3 separate regions of the Homo sapiens genome follow, and all the other regions are linked to region 1. Evidence: chromatin contacts called from ENCODE Hi-C or POLR2A ChIA-PET data. All regions are on one chromosome and are shown on one strand. Each heading gives the region's core, a stretch centred on a gene start or an enhancer-like site at or near the end of the contact. The rest is flanking DNA. Distances are from core to core; before and after follow the strand shown. Region 1 holds the start of GMPPA (GDP-mannose pyrophosphorylase A). Region 2 holds the start of ZFAND2B (zinc finger AN1-type containing 2B). Region 3 holds the start of ATG9A (autophagy related 9A).

The links. Hi-C counts contacts between places; a loop is a spot of excess contacts on that map. ChIA-PET counts read pairs that join two places held with the same protein, here RNA polymerase II (POLR2A). Pooled maps may share reads with other maps.
Region 2: a loop to region 1 is called in a map of naive thymus-derived CD4-positive, alpha-beta T cell, with 8 times the contacts of the local background. The contact joins the promoter of ZFAND2B here to the promoter of GMPPA in region 1. A Hi-C loop is called at or near these places in 2 of 168 maps with a recorded cell type or tissue (both naive thymus-derived CD4-positive, alpha-beta T cell), 4 of 37 single-sample maps with no recorded cell type and 16 of 50 pooled maps. POLR2A ChIA-PET finds 5 or more read pairs at or near these places in 1 of 52 experiments (GM10248).
Region 3: a loop to region 1 is called in a map of gastrocnemius medialis, with 4 times the contacts of the local background. The contact joins the promoter of ATG9A here to the promoter of GMPPA in region 1. A Hi-C loop is called at or near these places in 1 of 168 maps with a recorded cell type or tissue (gastrocnemius medialis), 2 of 37 single-sample maps with no recorded cell type and 14 of 50 pooled maps. POLR2A ChIA-PET finds 5 or more read pairs at or near these places in 1 of 52 experiments (K562).

Annotation. Positions count from the first base shown.
Region 1 is chr2:219,497,632-219,500,151 of GRCh38, forward strand. GMPPA (GDP-mannose pyrophosphorylase A) reads left to right here and starts at 1,260. Exons shown (of 13, transcript NM_013335.4): 1 at 1,260-1,307; 2 at 2,325-2,384; 3 at 2,490-2,520. The coding sequence starts at 2,345. It overlaps SPEGNB (SPEG neighbor), which reads left to right. Exons shown (of 5, transcript NM_001286811.2): 4 at 89-230; 5 at 420-656. The coding sequence ends at 558. The region is part of intron 1 of ASIC4-AS1 (ASIC4 antisense RNA 1); the gene reads right to left. RefSeq lists enhancers at 1-317, 318-1,135, 1,140-1,329 and a silencer at 230-309.
Region 2 is chr2:219,205,512-219,208,031 of GRCh38, forward strand. ZFAND2B (zinc finger AN1-type containing 2B) reads left to right here and starts at 1,271. Exons shown (of 9, transcript NM_138802.3): 1 at 1,271-1,531; 2 at 1,816-1,910; 3 at 2,137-2,268; 4 at 2,376-2,520. The coding sequence starts at 1,477. RefSeq lists enhancers at 863-1,112, 2,230-2,520 and a silencer at 1,163-1,562.
Region 3 is chr2:219,228,381-219,230,900 of GRCh38, forward strand. ATG9A (autophagy related 9A) reads right to left here and starts at 1,256. Exons shown (of 16, transcript NM_001077198.3): 1 at 1,155-1,256; 2 at 54-105. ANKZF1 (ankyrin repeat and zinc finger peptidyl tRNA hydrolase 1) reads left to right here and starts at 1,426. Exons shown (of 14, transcript NM_018089.3): 1 at 1,426-1,520; 2 at 1,848-2,025. The coding sequence starts at 1,878. RefSeq lists enhancers at 196-744, 745-1,292, 1,293-1,840, 1,511-1,620 and silencers at 971-1,020, 1,231-1,360.

The DNA.
Region 1 (2,520 bases), core at 10-2,509:
ATTTAGTGCCGGGTATTAGCCGGTGAGGTGATGCCCTGCCTCATCTCCGGGTCCTTCACGGGGTTTCGCTCCCCTTTCCTTCCGCTAGTCCCGACGAAGATTCAAAAGGGACCCGACAACACTAAGGCGCGCAAAGGCACCACCGTGACGCTGACTGCGGAGATCCTGGGAGAGCCTGCGCCCGACGTAGGCTGGACCAAGGACGGGGAGGACATCGAGGAGGATGACAGGCGAGGGCCGGGACCTGCGGCACGGCCAGGGCCTGGGGCTGGAACCTGGGTGGGACTGAGCCCAGAAATCTGGCTGGAGTGACGGGGGCGGGGACTGGGCAGCGAGGAACAGAGCTGGCTAAGGAGCCCCGCCCAGTGCGCCCGTGTACTGACCACGGCTCCGCCCTCCTCCCCGCCGCCCTTCCGCAGGGTGTTCTTCGAGATCGGCAGCACCACCACGACGCTGACCATTCGCCGGGCCACGCCTCAGGACAGCGGCAAGTACGAGGTGTACGTGGAGAACAGCCTGGGCATGGACCAGAGCTTCGCTCGCGTCGACGTGGCCTGAACGGCACCCCCGGACCTTCCGCCCTGGCGCCGAGCCCGGGGGTGGTGGGACCCACAGCCCTCCACCAGCTTGCTTAATAAAGCTGCTCTCTGACCCTCCGCGTCTGTCCTGCTCTTCCGCGTCGCCATTCCCTCTCCCCCGCACCAGCGCCCACACGTATTCCAGACCCCCACGCCAAGGTCACAGCCTGTTGGAGTCACAGGGAGGTCTGGAGAGCGCCTAGCGCCGTGCTGCATTTCAGACAGTCAAACTGATAAGAGTTGCCCTCGCCGTCCAAGGCGCCCTCACTTCCCAGCGGTACCGCCGGCTGGGCCTGGGACTCCGCCTTCTCCGCTTTTGAGCGCCTCCAGCCCCAGCCCCTTGTGGCTGTTTGCCCCTGGCCCCGCCCCTTCCAGGGCTGGCCACACACCCCTGCTGTCCTTAGTCCCGTTTTCCTGTGGGACCCAGTTCCTCACTTCGGCTGCTGCCCCGAGGCCGATTCCCCAACAGCTCGGGTCCCAGTCTTAAGTTCCAGGCTGGGCTTCTCAGGCCCCACCCTTCTTCGCATTTAACCCCGCCCCGCGATCCCTTGGTCACACCCCTGGACTTCAGCACCTCTTTCCTCTCCCATAAAGTTAGAAAGCGGGTAAAGGGTCAGACTACAATTCCCGGCAGACCCTGCGAATGAGTTCTCGCGACTTGCGAGAAGACACGTGCGCGGAAGGAGCTTGCAGTAGCGGGCGGCAGAGCTGGAGTGAAGGGAGCTAGTGGTAAAGGGAGCTGGTGGAGGGGTGGCGGCAGGGGTAAGGGGCAGGGGACACCCTCTAGACGGAGAGCGGGCTCCGAGGTCCTGGCTGGCCCTCGGTGCGCCCGCCCCTGTGTTGGTCCCACAATCCCTGGCAATGAGAGGCCAGGGTTTATTGGACAGAGTCAGTTGTGGGGTTCAGAGGGTCAGCAATCAATCAATCCTCCGAATCCAGAGATTTAGACCCAGTCGTCCGTATTAGGACTGGAGGGGGGTCAATAGGTTCAGTGTTTGAGATGCCAAGGGAACCTGTCTTTTGATTTGGGGTTCAACATACAGAGGTTAGTTTTAGGATTCATGTTTAGCATATAGAGGATTTTTGCTGGGATTAGGGGTTCTTCAAATTCAGATCAGTGTTAGTTCAGTACTTGGGGATTACGTTCAGGATTTAAGTTAAATATCTGAGGCTCACTCAGGGTTTGCTGTCCAATATTCAGGGTTCACTATTGGGGTTCAGGGCTTAATATCTAGAATGAAGACGCAACACTTTGGGAATTTGAGGCTTCAGTATTTTGAGGTTTGGGTCTGAGAAGGGAGTCTCTGCCAGGTTTCTGAATTTGCAGAATTTGTTCATGGCCAGAGGGAAGTCTTTTAGAGATCAAATTGTGGGGTGTGAATTTCAGAATTTGGGAGGAATCACTGTGAGGTTTGAAGGCCGACTGGAATCTGGGTTGGGATTTGAGATGTGTGGGATTTGTGAGGTTCTGTCCAGGCAGGGACTATATTGAGCTTTGGGTTTACATCTTGGGGGAGGGCTAAGTGCTGCTATTTGGGGTTTGGGGTTTGGTTGGGGTGTGAGATCTGAGCTTGATTTCTCTGCTGGGATTTGAGATGTGTGGGATTTGTGAGGTGTTGGGTCCAGGCAGAGACTATATTGAGCTTTGGGTTTACATCTTGGGAGAGGGCTAAGTGTTGCTATTTGGGTTTTGGGGCTTGGTTGGGGTAGGAGATCTGAGCTTGATTTCTCTGTTGGAATTTGAAGTTTAGGTAGCAGTCACCATTATGCTCAAAGCGGTGATCCTGATTGGAGGCCCTCAAAAGGGTGAGGTGCCAGGGGAATGGGGGGAGGAGGTTGGGCTGGAGTGGTAGGCGGGATGGGGGCAGAGGAAGGCAGGAGGCCGAAATGTTCTCCTCTCTCCTCTCCCAGGAACTCGCTTCAGACCTTTGTCTTTTGAGGT
Region 2 (2,520 bases), core at 21-2,520, 290 kb before region 1:
AGTTATATATTGAAACAAAATAAAAGCATTTATAAAGTCCTGGATGCAATTTAAAATAAAAAGAATATTGGCTGGGAGTGGTGGCTCATGCCTGTAATCCCAGCACTTTGGGAGGCCGAGGCGGGCAGATCACGAGGTCAGGAGTTCGAGACCAGCCTGGGCAACATGGTGAAACGCCGTCTCTAAAAATACAAAAATTAGCTGGACGCAGTGGTGTGCACCTGTAGTCCCAACTACTTGGGAGGCTGAGGCAGGAGAATCGCTTGAACCCGGGAAGCAGAGGTTGCAGTGAGCCGAGATCATGCCACTGCACTCCAGCCTGGGTGACAAGAGTGACACTGTGTCTCAAAAAAAAAAAAATTATATTGGTCAGGTGTGGTGGCTCACGTCTGTAATCCCAGCACTTTGGGAGGCCAAGGCAGGAGGATCACTTAAGGCCAGGAGTTCGAGACCAATCTGGGCAACAAAGAGAGACCCCTCCCCAACCCCATTTCTACAAAATTAAAAATTAGCTGAGCACGGTGGCTTGTGCCTGTAGTCCTGGCTACATTCAATAATTACTAAGAATATTCTAGGCTAGGGTTTTTCAGAGTGTGGTGCATGGCAATCTGTGTCAGAATTCCTTCAGGTGCTTCCTACTGAATTAGAAGCTCCAGGGCCCGGAAATCCGCATTTTAAACTAGCTCCGTAGGCGATTTGGATTCACACTAAAGACTGAGGACCACACTGTTCTAGGCACTGTTAGGTGCTGGGACCTAACACGAAACAAGGTAGACGTGGTTCCTGATTTCCCAGTATGCTCATATAGGGGTTGGTCGCATTAGTGATATGGGTGCTAGAATGGAAGAAGTAAGATCACATAGCAGGTGCGCCTAGTTCAGACTGAGGAGGGATCTGCAGCTCTAGAGACGTCTGTACTTCAGAGAAATACAGGAGCTGTCAGCTCGTGGAGGCGAAGGGCAGCCGTGGCCGTGAACAAAATGGCCAGGAGGAGGGCATCGTGTGTGAAGCGGGCTAAGGACCGAATTGTGAAAGACCCCAAACCACCCAGCCTTCCATCCCCCAAGATATCCGTCTTTGCCTTCGCTGGCCTTCCTCTGCGGAGCTACGCCCGCGCCCAGGGTGGCGGAGCCGCGCATCAACACCCTCTCGCCTCGGGACAGTCTTCCGACTCAGCCTTCTAGAGCAAGGCGAGGCGGGGCGGGGCTCAACCGAGGCCCTCCCCGGCTGCCCGGAGACTGCGCCGGACGCGCCAGCCCTGCGGGATGACGTCAGCGCGCCGCGCGCGCCGAGGGAGGAGCGGGCGCCGGGGGCCGGCTGGCGCGGGGGCTCCGGTAACCCGGGCTGGGCGGGGGAGAGGAAGGGGCGGGGCAGGGAGCCCGCCAGAGTGCGGGGTCGCGGTGCGGACTTCGAGCACGAGCCCTAAAGACGCTCAGCACTCGTCGCTTCTCCTAGCAGACCCTGCCCGGCTTGGCGATGGAGTTTCCGGACCTCGGCGCTCACTGTTCGGAGCCGAGCTGTCAGCGCTTGGGTGAGGGGCGGAGCGCGCGGGGGGCGGGGCCCAGCGGACAGGGACTTTGAACCGCAGGTTGGGAGGGAAGGGTGGGCTCCCAGGCTGGCAATGCCGGGGGGCGGGGCTTGAAGCTGGGGGGGGGTGGTCAGCGGCAGAGGGGGCGTGGCCAAGGAGGTAATGGGCTTGGGAAGGGGCGGTGTGTCGAAAATAGGGTGGCGTTTTCCTTCCCGAGTGGAAGACTTGAGTGAGAGAGAAGGACATCGAGGTCCCGCTGGACCTGCAATCCGACCAACTCTTTGCAGATTTTCTGCCGCTTAAGTGTGATGCCTGCTCAGGCATCTTCTGCGCAGACCATGTGGCCTACGCCCAGCATCACTGTGGATCTGCTTACCAAAAGGTGAGGGGGCGATCCTCAGGGTGAAAGCAGGCAGATGGAGAATGCGTGCAGAATCCCCCAAATCTGTGTCTCACGTTTCTTCTCCCTTTTGTCCTTCTGAGGCTGTCAGTGCTGGGAAACACTGTTTTTTTGCGTGTTTGTGGTGGGTCATATCCAAGTTCTTTCAGGACCAGAGATTTGTTGGACTGGAGTGGGCCACAGACTGACCCTTGCTCCTTGACTACAGGATATCCAGGTACCTGTGTGCCCTCTCTGTAATGTGCCTGTGCCTGTGGCCAGAGGGGAGCCCCCTGACCGTGCTGTGGGAGAGCACATTGACAGAGACTGTCGCTCTGATCCAGCACAGCAAAAACGTAAGGTAAACATTGTAGGGGTCAGCCACAACCCAGCTGGGACTACGGATGCCTGGAAACCCAAACAGCTAATCAGAGTCTCAGCAGAGACAACCTTCTCACTTCACCTCAGATCTTCACCAATAAGTGTGAACGCGCTGGCTGCCGGCAGCGAGAAATGATGAAACTGACCTGTGAACGCTGTAGCCGAAACTTCTGCATCAAGCACCGGCATCCACTGGACCATGATTGCTCTGGGGAGGGGCACCCAACCAGCC
Region 3 (2,520 bases), core at 6-2,505, 270 kb before region 1:
ACAGTTTGGAAGCACTTCACAAACAAATGTTTGAGAAAAGCACATGGCCCTACCAGCTCCATGGACAGTATGTGCTCCTCTCCAGCCCTCGATGCTCTGCAGCTGCTGGAGGAGAAGATGTCAGGCCCCAGAGAGTGGGCAGTGGGGATAAAAAGGAACCCAACCCTCCCAGCCATCCACACCCCACCAAGAGGAGGCCAAGCATGGGGCAGGAAGGCTGCAGTGGGGAAGAAGCACCCTTCCAGCCCAGGACTACGAGCACTTCCTCTGGCTGTGCTAAACCGGGCCACTCTTCCAACTCCAGGGTCTCAAGAAGTAACTTAGGGACCCCATGGAGAATGAGTGGGTACAGACCTGAGGCCAGGGGCGCCTCTGGACTATTTCTCCATTGCCCTACCTTAGCCTCAGAAATGACATACTTCTCAGGGTCCACAAAACCTCAAGAGTCTTTCCTGAAGAGGACCTTTCTGGTCAACCCCTTCTCTTACTTCCCTAGCACCAAAGATCCAGCCGGTGAGCAAACCTTCTGGATGGGAAACCTTGACTGGGTCAGTGTAGACCCCCGATCCTAGGTGAATTTGTGGGTTCCCTAGGTCCTGTAAGCCAGGCATGGTCGAGGTGGTACTCACCTGTCCGTGCAGCCCCTGGGGGCCGTGGATCTTGGCCCAGCCTGGCCCCGGTGGGATTCCCTGGGCTAGTGAGAGCCCTGCCCCTCAGGGAAGTCACCACTCACAGGGTCAGTGTGGACCAGGGCCCGTGGAGCCCCGGCCGGCTGGGCCTGGGCTCAGGGGTTCCTGCGGATGTTGCAGGGATCGAGTCAGCCTTACAGCTGATAGCCCGGGTGGGTTGGCTTGCCTCCCCACACCCAGCCGCGGCGACCGTGGACCGGAGTCCACCTCGCCCCAGGGTCGCCCGGCCCCAGGCCAAGGGCTGGCAGCTCCCAACAGCGGACAACCTCGCGCGCGGCCCCGGCGCCCGCGCGCGCCCCCGTCTGCGCGCGCCAGCAATCAAAACATTCCGGCTGCGCGCCCCCGCCCCGCCGGCGGCGCCCCTTCCTCCGTTACCCGCCGCGAGCTCACTTAGGGCTCCGCAGGCACCCCTGGGCAAGGCCAGACACGGGGCCTGGGATTCCAATAACCGGTCTCACGTCTTACCTCAGGAACAGCGACCCGGGTGATTCCAGAGGCTCCGCCGGCTCCGCTCGGCTCGGCTCGGCTCGGCGCGACCCGCGGCGCTAGGCCGGGTGTCTGCCACTCACTGTCACCCGCAGCCAGGCTGGCCAATAAGCACGGGGGGCGGAGACACAACGGCCAATTCTCGGCTTCAGGGACGGGACTAAAGTCTCGAGGCGGGTCTTGGACAGTCAGCGGCCCAATAGTGTGCTCTACGTGGGGCGGGGCTCAGGTGCGGACGCCGCCGGTTGTCCTCTTCGCTGCTCCGTAGTGACGGGGATTGTTGTGTTGCAGAAATCCGGCAATCGACCTGAGGACTTGCGAGCCGCTCAGCTCCCGGGACGTTTGGTGCGTCTTCTAAGGGCGTGGGCGAGTTTACGCGGGCCAGTTGTTGCTGGTCGCATGGGTAACGAAGAAAGTTCGGCTAGGCAAGCTCAGTGATTTTTAACTCTGTTGGACTCGATTTGGGAGCCGAATGCCTATTTCATTCTTTTGTGGGCTGAGACTGGGGGTTTGAGAAAGTGGACGGGGGCCAAGGTATTCATCTCACAGTTGGTAGCAGGATGAGAGACGAGAAGTCTTGCGGTGCAGGAGAAACCAAGTCAGGCAGGCAGGAGACGCAGCAGTAGGATCTCGTTTGCAGGAGCCCTGTTTCTTACACGCTTTCTACTCCAGGAGCTGCTGCTAAATAATTTCTGCTCAGCCATGTCGCCGGCTCCAGATGCAGCCCCGGCTCCTGCGTCGATCTCCCTGTTTGACCTCAGCGCGGATGCTCCGGTCTTTCAGGGCCTGAGCCTGGTGAGCCACGCGCCTGGGGAGGCTCTGGCCCGGGCTCCGCGTACTTCCTGTTCAGGTATCCTGGAAGGTTTCGTGTGAAACGTGACAGGGCTCCTTACAGCGTATTGCCCGTTCAGGGAACACATTCTTATTGGTATTCCCGAGCTTAGGAGGCCAATTGATTTATCTTTCTGCTTGATTAAATTCACTTAATCTCTGGGTAATGTCCAGCACAGCCCTTGTTTTCAAACAAGTCTTTTTGCCATTGCATGTATCTCCTCACGTTAACACCATTCCCTTCAAAAACACTTTAAACTTTGTAGAGATAAAATTCTCAGATGTATTCCACATTTAACCAGGCCCCACTCAAATTATTCCTTTTTGCTGAATATGAAACAATTTATTATTTGTTTCGTATAGCTTTATTTTTTGAGAGTCTCGCTCTGTCGCCCAGGCTAAAGTGCAGTGGCACGATCTCCACCCACTGCAATCTCCGTCTCCCGGGTTCAAGTGATTCTCCTGCCTCAGCCTCCCGAGTAGCTGGGACTACAGGCCCGCACCACCATGCCCG